Linked DNA regions of Homo sapiens: region 1 is linked to region 2. A link is a loop called in an ENCODE intact Hi-C map of the cell type or tissue named here. Cell type or tissue: PC-3. All regions are shown on one strand. Region 1 overlaps CERS6 (ceramide synthase 6). Region 2 holds the start of MIR4774 (microRNA 4774).

What was found. A loop is a pair of places that touch in the nucleus more often than their neighbours do. Peaks named below come from ENCODE experiments on the same cell type or tissue, not always from the same donor. Only the 100,000 strongest peaks of a DNase experiment are listed, where the experiment ranks them.
Region 1: a loop joins it to region 2, with 2.3 times the contacts of the local background. A loop is called at or near these places in 4 of 110 quality-filtered maps.

What each region holds. Positions count from the first base shown.
Region 1 is chr2:168,531,065-168,533,564 of GRCh38, reverse strand. The region is part of intron 1 of CERS6 (ceramide synthase 6); the gene reads right to left. Among named protein-coding and RNA genes, the nearest start is that of MIR4774, 51 kb to the left of the region's middle. In PC-3, no CTCF peak of the experiment used is centred here; no DNase peak of the experiment used is centred here.
Region 2 is chr2:168,582,587-168,585,086 of GRCh38, reverse strand. All of the region lies in intron 3 of CERS6 (ceramide synthase 6), which reads right to left. It overlaps MIR4774 (microRNA 4774), which reads right to left and starts at 2,144; the gene lies at 2,069-2,144. In PC-3, no CTCF peak of the experiment used is centred here; DNase peaks (open chromatin) are centred at 926 and 1,166; H3K4me3 peaks cover 1,382 bases; H3K27ac peaks cover 2,306 bases.

The DNA of each region.
Region 1 (2,500 bases), 52 kb after region 2:
CTCATCATACCGAATGGGCAAAAGCTGGAAGCATTCCCTTTGGGCACAAGACAAGGATGCCCTCTCTCACCACTCCTATTCAACATAATATGAGAAGTTCTGGCCATGGCAATTAGGCAAGAGAAAGAAATAAAAGGTATTCAAATAGGAAAAGAAGTCGTCAAACAATTCCAATCTATTCCAAACTATTCCAGTCTATTCCAAACTATTCCAAACTATTCCAATCTATTCCAAACTATTCCAATCTGTTCCAAACAATAGAAAAAGAGGGACTCCTCCCTAACTCATTTTATGAGGCCAGCATCATCCTGATACCAAAACCTGGCAGAGACACAACAAAAAAAGAAAATTTCAGGCCAATATCCCTGATGAACATTCATGCGAAAATCAATGCAAGATATACAACAAGTATAAAATGCAAGATACACAACAAGTATAATATTCCACTTGTGTAGGTACTTTTAAAATTTGTTATCAGGAAGAGTAGTGAGAAACTGTTAAAGGCAATAACCTTTTAGGGTTAAGACAATGTGTATTTCATACTTTTCTGTACTACTTTAAATTTGTGCTTATATACACTTTATATTTATTTTAAAGGTAAATAACTTAAATGCTTTCAATGAATATTTAGTAACATAAAAAAATGCTCAGAAATGAGAGAAAACAATGTCTATCTGGTCACTGTTTATTTACATATAAATTTCTGCCATATAAAAGAAACTGAAAATATATTAAAAGGTTACCGGTATTTGTTGCCAAACAATGGGATTATGGCTTACTTTATATTCTTTAAAAAATGTTTTTCTGTATTTTTCAACATCTTAAAATGAGAGTTCAAATTTTTAATGCCAAAAATTAAAAGTAAGTATTGTTAAAAATAGAGATGAACAAGATGGTCTCTATCCCAGGTAAGACTCAAAACCTCAATGATACAAAAATCTAACATGGAAAGCCCTGAGACAGCTACAATTTAGCTAACTCCACGGGGCTCTTCTAGCAAAGGGCTACACTGTGACTGAGACAAAGGAGAAAACAAATGGAATAAAAATAAAAGGCCATTTTTAGTACCTGTACAGATAGAAAAAAAAGGATGGCATTCAAGGCAATGAGAACACCAAAAGACATGAAACTATGCAACTAGATGAAATTACTCCAAAAAAAGTGTTATCAACACTAAATAAATATAGTTAAGAGAATCTCTGATGCCACCAGAAAAGAAATTGCTTCTTCCTGGGCCTGGAGACACCACAGAACTTCTCTATTTTCTCATCTACATAACGAAAATCATAATTACACTCTGTTTCATGTTGGGATTTTCTAAATCACTGGCACCTTGGGAGCAACTGGAATGGGACAGAGATAGGGGAGGATGGCATGCAGAGTAGTGTGCAGTAAGAAGACAATTTTCTTCTTAGGAAAAATATGAATTGTTCTCTAGTAGCATCATATAGTAGAAAGAACAATTCCTCTGGTGCAAACTCATATCCCAGGTGCACCTACTCTGAGCCTAGATTGTTGGAAAGCAGTTTAATATTTCTGAACCCTAGTTACTATGCTTACAAAATGAAGACAATAAAATCTACCTGGCAAATTTTGTCTGAGCACCTCTCACAATGGAGCCCAAATTTGGAAAATATTCAGCAAGTGCTGGTTCTCCTTAAATTTTCATGACAAGAAACATACTTTTCACACATCAGAAGGTGCCCTCGTCTGTGGTGGTCACTGACCTTTTTTTTTTTTTTTTGAGACAGAGTCTCGCTCTGTTGCCCAGGCTGGAGTGCAGTGGAGCGATCCTGCCTCACTGCAACCTCCACCTCTCAGGTTCAAGCAACTCTCCTGCCTTAGCCTCCCGAGTAACTGGAAGTATAGGCACCTGCCACCACGCCTGGCTAATTTTGTATTTTTAGTAGAGACGGGGTTTCACCATGTTGGTCATGCTGGTCTCAAACTCCTGAGCTCAGGTGATCCACCCGCCTTGGCCTCCCAAAGTGCTGGGATTACAGACGTGAGCCACCGCACCCGGACAGTCAGTGACTTTTAATGGGAAACATGTTATGGGAAGAGCATAAGATGCACAGATTTGTGAAAGAGCCAGAAAACTTCCAGCTTACTATGTCATTTGGTCCAACTGCCTTTCTCCAAGCCAGATTTTTCTCTAGAGAGAGCATTCAAAAACTTCCTTTAGGCATGAAATCTCCCTGTATGTTTCTTTGCAATTTCCTGTGAATCTATAATTATTTCAAAATAAAAAGTTGTTTTTTAATCTTCCCTAAGTGTCCTATTTTAGTTTTTCATCATACTCAAAATGTTCTTCCTGTGTCATTCCTTCTTGCTGAAATGTAAACCCATTTCCTCTTTTCTCAGTCCTCTAGAGAGATGGTGCAGTCTATAACCTCCTCAAATATTTCAAAACACAGATTAAGTCATCTTGCATTCTTCTCTCTTCCAGAATAAACAGCCTGAATCCTATAAACCTTTCCTCATCCATCTTTTTCTTTTC
Region 2 (2,500 bases):
CTTCAACTGGAAGAATCAACCACCTGTTATAGCTCAGCAAATATGGAGTTGGCATTTCTTTTTGTTAAATCCTTAAGACAGGAGATGAAATCCTGCTAACTCTTTCTGCCATCTCTTTCAATGAGAGCTCAAAAATTGACAATGAGTGCAGCCATAAATCCAGAGATAATATTCACTTACATATTTTCTACTTCCTCCAACCATTTCACAGGAAACTAATCCAAGCCTTGCTCTTAACTACTTTGTGTCATAAAACAAAAAACAAACAAAAAACCCCACAATTTCTTGCAGCCATTTTTGTTTGTTGATGTCTAGAGTTAAAAAAGGAATTTGCCCCAAATTCTCCATATCAAGTTGCCAATGAGTACCTCTCAATTTCAGTGAAAGGATGCCTTGAAGTATGTGAATAGATTTTAATTCAAATAGTGTTATCAAACTCCAAGTAATTGGTGCCCCACTATTATCTGTTTTGACAGAGTCGTTGGGATAAACTGATGTTAGGGAAAAGGTCTACAGTGAAACAGGGAAATTGTGTAAAAATAAATTAGGGAATGTGTGGCCAAATTTAGTCTCAGTGAGACCCACAGAAGCTGTGTGTATGTGCACATACAGTTTGGTCATGGCTTACTAATCATGACAGCATTATGTCTGTCTTTCTCTCTCTCACACATATTACACAAACAGATTCCACTGTGAAGTTTTTCTATGTAGATAGATATTACTGAAAAACCAACAGCAAAAGGTTTGTTAATTTCCACAGAGGGGTATCACGCAAACAGCAAAAACATGGGAATTGAGAAACCTAAAAAACATTTTTCTTTTAAAGATACAGTTTCACTGCAGCTCACTGGCAGTATTCATTATGTCTGTGACTCAGCTATAAAAAAGGAATGAGCAATACCTGCATCTTTGGAGAAAGTTAATCTTAAAAGCAGCTTTGATTACTTAGGAAATTACTTAGGAAGCATAGGCATTAGGGCCAGTCACACACAGATCCTGACTCTCACTACCTATCGTGGGTAAACTGCTTAACCTTTTGAAAATTAGGGTAAAATCATCTACCCAATGAGAGTGTTGGAAGGATTAAATAAGATGACTAAGGAAGCGATCTTGGTACATTCTAAGTATTCAGTACATGTCAGTACATGTCAGATGCTGTCATGATGGCAAAAGGCCAGGTCATGATGGCAAAAGGCCATTACAATAATCGCCAAACAGAGAATATTCACAAGGCCTCGAAAAGCAGCCAGCACAGAGTCAGCATTCATTTTATTGAATGATAGAATGAATTCCATATCCATGGATGACAAATAATGATACATCAGAGCAGGAAGGCAAATAAAATTACAGGAATAAATGGACCCTGTAGCCTTTCAACTAACTACAAACTCCAGACAACCTAGTCCTCTAAAGGTCCTGCTTCATGCTCATTATCTTCTTCTCATAGTTCAAACAACCCTGACAATATTAAGGGATGGCATTTTAAAATTATTCTCTAAAAGCCTAATGACTGGTTTGGTCTAAGACCCAGGGAGGCCACCCAAGAGGCCTGAGCTCATAGCATGTGGTTAAACTGCAATCTACTCCTCAAATTCGAAAGAGAAAGCAAATGAAAAAGAAGCAAGGAAAGCTAAAAAGATTCTGTAGTTGGCTGAAAAATGATCTATAGTTAGGCTTTGCCCCTATCCAAATCAGAGTGGGGCTGTTTCTTGAATGTCAGAACTGAAGTGTCTTCTTCTCTCACACTTTTCTTAGCTCATTTCCCAATCACTTTCTTGGTGGAGTCTCTCTTTGCCAAAAGGACATGCCCGTCAATCAACACACACTACTTATTTGTACCTGTCTCGACGCCCTCCCCATCACTATCTATTCCTACACCACACTGTCATTAGTGCATATTTCTAAGGTTCAAAATTTTACAAGATTCTTGTCCTATAAGAGCGATTTTCTGCTTAACACTACCAAATTGATCAGTCTGTGCTGTGTATATCAACCATTCCCTCAAGCCAGCCAAATTTGATTAAATGTACATTTGTCTATGCATTATTTTGTAACTGCAAGCCTTGCCTATGTTGTTTTCTGGCACATGTTAGGCAATTGTCTGTTTGTCAGTTATTACCTACTACATACCAGACAACAATATAGGCTAATCTATAGCTTTCATGTCTTTCAAAGGCCATGCCCATCAAGGCCCCTCTATACCATAACTGTACACTGTGGGTGCTTGGGAAGGATGGCTATTTCACTGGCTCACTATGAAATCACCAGCTATTTCACTAGCTCACTGTGAATCCAGGCACCTAAAGCTGTTGTATGTATGCAATTTCAGTAAACTGCAGCAGTCAAATTTGGGAATTGCACTGGACACAAGGTCAAACTGACCTTGTTTAACTTCACATCAATATTAAAATAATGCATCACGTAAAATAAAGGTGTATGAAAATTCTAGTTTTCAAAATCCTGACTGACCACATTTGAAACCTTATGTTTGCATAGCACG